2 separate regions of the Homo sapiens genome follow, and region 1 is linked to region 2. A link is an interaction called in ENCODE POLR2A ChIA-PET data of the cell type or tissue named here. Cell type or tissue: OCI-LY7. All regions are shown on one strand. Links, peaks and the distances in the headings refer to the core of each region. The heading gives the core; the rest is flanking DNA. Region 1 overlaps UBE2K (ubiquitin conjugating enzyme E2 K). Region 2 overlaps PDS5A (PDS5 cohesin associated factor A).

Region 1 (4,391 bases), core at 165-4,164, 250 kb after region 2:
ATCCATAATCACACATTTGCTAAAAGTAACGGAAGCCTGCCCTAAACCTATGTCCTAAGAGCACTTTTAGCAGCAGCTCCTCAAAATTAGATACCTATCAAAGACTTTTTTGGTGTGCTTTAAATTACTAAGGCTTCTACATTCAAGGAACCCTACAAGGTGCTAAAGAGAAAAAAATGAATATGAGCCCTCAAGGAGTTTAATCTACCAGGAGTAGAAGGACATATGTACAATTATCAATAGTAAGATAACTGCTCTCATGAAGTCTGACAATGAAAAACAGAAGGAAACTTTGGCTTCAAGAAAGGCTTACCAGGGGTGGTATTTTAGGACAAGTAGGTTTCGAAAGGTAAAGAAAAAAGATAAGGGCTTATTCCAGACAGATGAAACAACTAAATAGCAAGCAATTTTGTATTGCTGAAGGTTTGAGGGAGACTGAAAGTCTGAGGTATGTGTAGGAATGCAAGTGTGTATCTGTGACTTAACAGGAAATAGGTCAGGAAAGGTAGGTCAGAATGAGAGGTGACAGCGTGCTGGCAGCCCTCACAGCCCTTGCTCACTCTTGGTGCCTCCTCGGCCTCAGTGCCCATTCTGGCCACACTTGAGGAGCCCTTCAGCCCACCGCTGCACTGTGGGAGCCCCTTCCTGGGATGGCCGAGGCCGGAGCCAGCTCCCTCAGCCTGCAGGGAGGTGTGAAGGGAGAGGCACGGGTGGGAACCGGGGCTGCGCACGGCGTTTGCAGGCCAGCTAGATTTCCAGGTGGGCGTGGGCTTGGCGGGCTCAGCACTCTGAGCGGCCGACTGGCCCTGCTGGCCCTGGGCAGTGAGGGGCTTAGCACCCAGGCCAGCAGCTGCGGAGGATGCGGCCGGGTCCCCCAGCAGTGCTGGCCCACCAGCGCTGCGCTCAATTTCTCACCAGGCCTTAGCTGCCTCCCCACGGGGCAGGGCTCGGGACCTGCAGCCCGCCATGCCTGAGTCCTGCCCCCCTGCCGTGGGCTCCTGCGTGGCCTGAGCATTGTCCCCTGCTCCACGGCACCCAGTTCCATCGACTGCCCAAGGGCTGAGGAGTGCAGGCGCATGGCGCAGGACTGGCGGGCAGCTCCACCTGTGGCCCCGGTGCGAGATCCACTGGGTGAGGCCAGCTGGGCTCCTGAGTCTAGTGGGGACTTGGAGAACCTTTATGTCTAGCTAAGGGATTGTGAATGCACCAATCGGCACTCTTTATCTAGCTCAAGGTTTGTAAATGCACCAATCAGCACTCTGTGTCTAGCTCAGGGTTTGTAAATACAGCAATCGACACTCTGTATCTAGCTAATCTAGAGAACATGGAGAACTTTTGTGTCTAGCTCAGGGATTGTAAACGCACCAATCAGCACCCTGTCAAAACGGACCAATCAACTCTCTGTAAAACAGACCAATCAGCTCTCTGTAAAATGGACCAATCAGCAGGATGTGCGTGGGGCCAGATAAGAGAATAAAAACAGGCTGCCTGAGCCAGCAGTGGCAACCCACTCGGGTCCCCTTCCACACTGTGGAAGCTTTGTTCTTTTGCTCTTTGCAATAAATCTTGCTACTGCTCACTCTTTGGGTCCACACTGCCTTTATGAGCTGTAACACTCACCGCAAAGGTCTGCAGCTTCACTCCTGAAGCCAGCGAAACCACGAACCCACCGGGAGGAACGAACAACTCCAGACGCGCCGCCTTAAGAGCTGTAACACTCACCGCGAAGGTCTGCAGCTTCACTCCTGAGCCAGCGAGACCACGAACCCACCAGAAGGAAGAAACTCCGAACACAACCGAACATCAGAAGGAACAAACTCCGGACACGCCGCCTTTAAGAACTGTTAACACTCACCGCAAGGGTCCGTGGCTTCATTCTTGAAGTCAGTGAGACCAAGAACCCACCAATTCCGGACACAAGAACAACAGTATAAAGGTTTTGACTTTATCCCCATAGGCACTGGAAAACCTAACAGAGAATGATGTAACATTGTATTTTTAAAATTAAATCCAGTGGCATGGCACCATTAGGGTTGACTAGAAAAGCTGGGAGAGGCTGGGCGTGGTGGCTCACGCCTGTAATCCCAGCACTTTGGGAGGCTGAGGTGGGCGGATCACAAGGTCAGGAGTTCAAGACCAGCCTGATCAACGTGGTGAAACCCTGTCTGTACTTAAAACACAAAAATTAGCCGGGTGTGGCAGCATGCATCTGTAATCCCAGCTACTCAGGAGGCTGAGGCAGAATTGCTTGAACACGGGAGATGGAGGTTGCAATGAGCCAAGATTGTGCCACTGCACTCCAGCCTGGGCGATATAGCGAGAGTCCATCTTAAAAAAAAAAAAAGAAAGAAAAGAAAAGCTGGGAGAGACTGAAGGCAGAAAAATAAATGTACATAAGCAAACTTTTATTCTATTTTATTCTTTAAAGACAGGGTCTTGGCTCTGTGAAGTGCAGTGGCAAAGTCAAAGTTCACCGCAGCCTCGATCTCCCAGGCTTAAGGGATCCTCTCGCCTCAGCATCCAGAGTAGTTTAGGACTACTGATGCGCACCACCCACCCCAGGCTTTTTTTTTTTTTTTTTTTTTGAGATGGAGTCTCACCCTGCCACCCAGGCTGGAGTGCAGTGGCACGATCTTGGCTCACAGCAACCTCCGCCTCCCGGGTTCAAGTGATTCTCCTGTCTCGGCTTCCCAAGCAGCTGGGATTACAGGTGCACACCGCTGTGCCCTACTAATTTTTTGTATTTTAGTAGAGACAGGGTTTCACCGTGTTGCCCAGGCTGATCTTGAATTCCTGAGCTCAGGCAATCCACCCGCCTTGGCCTCCTAAAGTGCTAGGATTACAGGCGTGAGCCACCGTGTCTGGCCTCATTTTTTAAATATTCTGTAGAAACAGGGTCTCACTATGTTGCCCAGATCGGTCTCAAACTCCTGGGCTCAAGCAATCCTCCTGCTTCAGCCGTCCAAAACGCTGGGATTACCGGCTTAAGCTATTGCAAGTTGCCAGGAAACGTTTAATACAAATAGTCCATCTGGGCTGGGCGCAGCGGCTCATGCCTGTAATCCCAGCACTCTGGGCGGCTAAGGCGCATGGATCACTTGAGCCTAGGAGTTTGAGACCAGCCTGGGCAACATGGCAAAACCCTGTCTCCACAAAAAGTAAAAAAAATCAGCCAGGCATGGTGGCAAATGCCTGTAATGCCAGCTACTTGGGAGGCTGTGGTGGGAGGATCACTTAAGCCCAACAGGTTAAGACTGCGGCGTGAGCTGTGATCACAACACGGCACCCCAGCCTGGATGATAGATAGACAGACAGACACCATGTTTCAAATAAATAAATAGTCCATCCTGAGATATAAAAACCTGACCTATGGTATTAACAAAAGGAATAAAAAAGAGAAAACAAACATTCCAGAGACAAGTGGAGGATGAAAGGTAAATCAGTGACAATATTTTATAAAGGATAGTAACAGAGGTTAGAGGAAAATCAGAAAAGAGCAGTATCAGAGCAACCAAAGGAGGAGAGTTCTAAGATGGAAATGGAAATGCTGAAGGAACATGTACAAAATGGATGATCACGAGAACTCACTCTGTGTTCTGTAATTGGGAAGGTACTGCCTGAAGGAGCAGTTTCAGTATGACATGGTAGAGAGAGAAACCTGAGTACAGAAGTTAAGAAAATGAATTAACTTTTAAAAACCAAATACAGAAGAATGTCTTTAAAAAAATAAATAAAAAAAAACGGGTCCTCCGGCACAGTGCCTCCAGAGCAGGAGGTCAGGCCAACCAGTGACCTGGGTCCGAGAATGCCTTTATTAATATCAAAGTAGGAGAAGACTTCTTAAAATGCAAAAAACACACCATGTAGGAAAAGATAAAATCTGAATACCTTAAAATTAAACTTCTGTAAGACAAAAAGGAGGACAATAAGTAAAATACACCAGAAAAAAATTGACTACTTTAAAATTAAACAGGGCCAGGCACGGTGGGTGACACCTGTAATCCCAGCACTTTGGAAGGCTGAGGCGGGTGGATCACTTGAGATCAGGAGTTGGAGACCAGCCTGGCCAACATCGTGAAAAACCCTATCTCTACTAAAAATACAAAAAAGCAGACGGGCATGGTGGCCCACACCTATAATCTCAGCACTTTGGGAGGCTGAGTTGGGAGGATCCCTTGAACCCACGAGTTCAAGATCAGCCTGGGTAACATAGGGAGATTCCCATCTCTACAAAAATTTTTTTTAAAAATTAGCTGGCCGGGCGCGGTGGCTCACGTCTGTAATCCCAGCACTTTGGGAGGCCGAGGCAGGTGGATCACGAGGTCAGGAGATTGAGACCATCTGGCTAACATGGTGAAACCCCATCTCTACTAAAAAATACAAAAAAAAAT
Region 2 (4,391 bases), core at 161-4,160:
CATTTTGAGGGCTGAGGCAGGAGGATCATTTGAGCCCAGGAGGTTCAGACCTGGGCAACATAGACCCTGTCTCAATTTTATTTTTATTTTTTATTTATTTATTTATTTTTTGAGACGGAGTCTCGCCCTGTCGCCCAGGCTGGAATGCAGTGGTGCAATCTTGGCTCACTGCAAACTCCGCCTCCCGGGTTCAAGCGATTCTCCTGCCCCAGCCTCCCAAGTAGCTGGGATTAGAGGTGCGTGCCACTATGCCCAGCTAATTTTTGTATTTTTAGTAGAGACGGAGTTTCACTATGTTGGTCAGGCTGGTCTCGAACTCTTGACCTCGTGATCCGCCCACCTCGGCCTCCCAAAGTGCTGGGATTACAGGCGTGAGCCACCGCGCCCAGCCAACCGTGTCTCAATATTATTTTTTTAAGGTGTGTTGGGAAAGTTATGACTACTTATGTACATTTTCTGTTTGAAAATCGATTATCAGAAGTACTGTTAACTATAAATGGACATACAATCCAGTGGAGAATGAGCATCGAGTTTGATTATCCATTTGTTATGAGTTCTTTTGGAAGTTAAAATCGACGTTCATATCAACCAACTTCAATGTCCTACTGCCAAAATGTTTTCTGAAAAATTCTTTTGATTTTGTATTTCTTCTGCCTTCCTTTCTATTTTGACTTTGTACTTAATTAGGGATCCTTCTTTAAAGTATTATGTCTCATTGGAAATGTAGATTTTTAACAATACTTAAGTATTTTTGAAATTTTGTTTTTTTATTAGAATCTTAGTTATTGATAATTTTATAAATTCAGGAGTTTATTATTATTATAACATAGCAACAGTGTTGAAATGCTGTACAAACACAAAGAGAGCTTAAGCCCGGACGCAGGGGCTCATGCTTGTAATCCTAGCCCTTTGGGAGGCCAAGGCAGGTGGATCTCTTGAGCTCAGGAGTTCGAGACCAGCCTGGCCAACATGGTGAAACCCCATCTCTACTAAAAATACAAAAATTAGCCAGGTGTGGTGGCACACCTCTGTAATCTCAGCTACTCCTGTGGCTGAGGCATGAGAATCACTTAAACCCAGGAGGCAGAGGTTGCAGTGAGGCATTATGCCACTGCACTATAGCCTGGGTGACAGCAGAGTGAGACTCTGTCTCATTAAAAAAGACCTTAAAGGCAGGCCCGGTGCGGTGGCTCACGCCTGTAATCTCAGCACTTTGGGAGGCCGAGGCGGGTGGATCATGAGGTCAGGAGATCGAGACCATCCTGGCTAACACAGGTGAAATCCCATCTCTACTAAAAATACAAAAAAATTATCCAGGCGTGGTGGCGGGGCCTGTAGTCCCAGCTACTTGGAAGGCTGAGGCAGAATTGCATGAACCCAGGAGGCGGAGCTTGCAGTAAGCCAAGATCCCACCACTGCACTCCAGCCTGGGTGACAAAGCGCGACTCTGTCTCGAAAACAAACAAACAAAACAAAACAAAAAACATCTTAAAGGCAATTACAAAGGAATTCAGCGGTGTTTGGTCCTGTTCTCGTCAGTTTTCAAGAATGGAACAAGGCTGGGTGTGGTGGCTCATGCCTGTGTAATCCCAGCACTTCAGGAGGTCAAGGTGGGAGGAACACTTGAGCCCAGGAATTTGAGATAGGCCTGGGCAACATGACAAAAACCTATCTCTACAAAAAATGCAAATATGGTCGTAGCTACTCAGGAGGGTGAGGTGGGAGGATCACTCAAGCCCAGGAAGGTCAGGGCTGCAGTGAACCGTGATCCTACCACTGCACTCCAGCCTGGGTGACCGAGTGAGACCTTGTCTTAAAAAAAAAAAAAAAAAAAAAAAAAGGAACAAGCGGTTTTACAGTGGAACCATAATCTTAGAATTAGAAGGATCTTAAAGGAAATTCTGGAACCTCCTCTTACTTCACAGATAATGAAAGTTAGGCCAAAGTATTCAAGTAACCTTTACCAAAATCAGTCACAGGGCAGTTTAGTGGCAGAGGGCAGGGGCAATAACGCCATATTTACTTTGGTTGTTATATAGTTGCTTTCTTCTAAGGAATCTAAACTAAGTAGAACTAAAAAGTTGTAACTTTTATCATGTAGTTGAAGACATTACAGTGAAATGTGAAGAGAATGAGAGTGAGTTTGGTCTTTTGTAGGGAGAAAAAGGACAGCTTTTTTTTTTTTTTTAAGCATTTGAGAGAAACTATTGTGAAGCTTTGAAGCTTCGTTGACAATAATTCTTAGAGTATGTCTTTGAAAGAGCTAAGATATGTTTTCCTATACTAGAGCTTTTCATTCCTGTTTCCAGGGCATTACTTTACCTATTTTTGTTATGTCAGGCCACAGTGGTCTTCGGTTGGTTTCCTGAACATGCCATGTTTATTTCTGTCTAGACAGGTTCCTTACATTAAATAGCCCATGTGTTCATTTGTCATTCATTTGTTACTTCTTAAGGGAAGCCTTTAAGGTTCTACATTACAGGCTGGGCGCGGTGGCTCACGCCTGTAATCCCAGCACTTTGGGAGGCCAAGGTGGGTGGATCACGAGGTCAAGAGTTCGAGACCAGTCTGACCAACATAGTGAAACCCTTTTTCTTGGAGCCGAGATCACATCACTGCATTCCAGCCTGGGCAACAGGGCGAGACTCTGTCTCAAAAAAAAAAAAAAAAGATTCTACATTACATACCCTTCAACTCCTTCATATTACATTTATCCATACATTTATTTGGTTTGTCTCTTTAGCTTCTCTGTAAACCTTATTAATACAGATACCGTGTCTGTTTTTCATTCCTCTCAGTGCCAAGCTTAATGCCTGGCACATAATTGGGTGCTGAACAAATACTTGTTAAGTGAATGAATGAATATTTTGTATTAATACTGAATTAGAGAAATATTTTTATTTTTGAAAGTAAAGGATAATTTGAAAAAATTTCAAATTGCAGCTAAGGACTTTCCTTTTTTTTGAGACCAAGTTTTGCTCTTGTTGCCCAGGCTGGAGTGCAATGGCCTGATCTCGGCTCACTGCAACCTCTGCTTCCTGGGTTCAAGTGATTATCCTGCCTCAGCCTCCTGAATAGCTGGGATTATAGGCATCCACCACCACGCCTGGCTAACTTTGTATTTTTAGTAGACACGGGGTTTTACCATGTTGGTCAGGCTGGTCTCGAACTGGTGACCTCAGGTAATCCACCCACCTCGACCTCCCAAAGTGCTGGGATTAGGGCGTGAGCCACTCTGCCTGGCTAGGACTTTTCAAACTAAGGAGTTTGTGTCTTAGAGATGGTAACATAGGTACAGTACTTAGAATTTTGGAGTCAACAGGTAGTTCAGAGGTTATGTATTTCTGTTCTAATTTTTCAGGTGAAGAAACTGACCATTTGATAGGTTGTGAACAACGCTAGTCACCTAAAGCTGAAAAGTGTCATTAACTTCTGCTACTTAGATAATAGAAGTTACAATTATATATTAATTGACAAATATTAAAACCATACTAAAGTTAGCTATGTGGAAGGATGGCCAATAGTTTAGTATCATTGTTACATTAAGAATCACAAATAGCTGGCACGGTGGCTTACGCCTGTAATCCCAGCACTTTGGGATGCCTAGGCGGGCGGATCACCTGAGGTCAGGAGTTCAAGACCAGCCTGACCAACATGGAGAAACCCCGTTTCTACTAAAAATATAAAATTAGTTGGGTGTGGTGGCACATGCCTGTAATCCCAGCTACTCAGGAGGCTGGGGCAGTAGAATCCCTTGAACCTGGGAGGCAGAGGTTGCAGTGAGCCGAGATCACGCCACTGCACTCCAGCCTGGGGGACAGGGCAAGACTCTGTCACGAGAAAAAAAAAAAGTAAAAGCATACACTGAGCAAGTGATTTTTTAAAAAATTCATATTACAGGCCGGGCACAGTGGCTCATGCATGTAATCCCAGCACTTTGGAAGGCCGAGGTGGGTGAATCACCTGAGGTCGGGAGTTCGAGACCAGCCTGACCAACGTGGAGAAACCCTGTCTCTACTAAAAATATAAAATTAGCCGGGTGTGGTGGCGCATGCCTGTAATCTCAGCTACTCAGGAGGCTGAGGCAGGAGAATCGCTTGAACCCAGGAGGCGGAGGTTGTGGTGAGCCGACATGGTGCCATTGCACTCCAGCCTGGGCAACAACAGTGAAACTCTGTCTCAAAAAAAAAAAAAAAATTAATATTATAATTAAGTAATCTAAGCACCATTGCACTCCAGCCTGGGCAACAAGAGCGAAACTCCATCTCAAAAAAAAAAAAAAAGAATCACAAATAGCCATCCTCCCATATAGTTGTGGGTTCTGAAACTAATACAGGGTTCACATCTAATAAGTGACATTTAAAATACACTTATAGGTCTGGTGTCCTCTG

The links. Peaks named below come from ENCODE experiments on the same cell type or tissue, not always from the same donor. Only the 100,000 strongest peaks of a DNase experiment are listed, where the experiment ranks them.
Region 1: POLR2A ChIA-PET joins it to region 2 with 9 read pairs; 2 of 35 experiments call an interaction of 5 or more read pairs at or near these places.

The regions. Positions count from the first base shown.
Region 1 is chr4:39,715,192-39,719,582 of GRCh38, reverse strand. All of the region lies in intron 1 of UBE2K (ubiquitin conjugating enzyme E2 K), which reads right to left. Among named protein-coding and RNA genes, the nearest start is that of UBE2K, 19 kb to the right of the region's middle. RefSeq lists an enhancer at 3,650-3,709. In OCI-LY7, for the core only: no CTCF peak of the experiment used is centred there; no DNase peak of the experiment used is centred there.
Region 2 is chr4:39,968,240-39,972,630 of GRCh38, reverse strand. All of the region lies in intron 2 of PDS5A (PDS5 cohesin associated factor A), which reads left to right. Among named protein-coding and RNA genes, the nearest start is that of PDS5A, 7.5 kb to the left of the region's middle. RefSeq lists a silencer at 1,548-1,842. In OCI-LY7, for the core only: no CTCF peak of the experiment used is centred there; a DNase peak (open chromatin) is centred at 1,750; H3K27ac peaks cover 727 bases.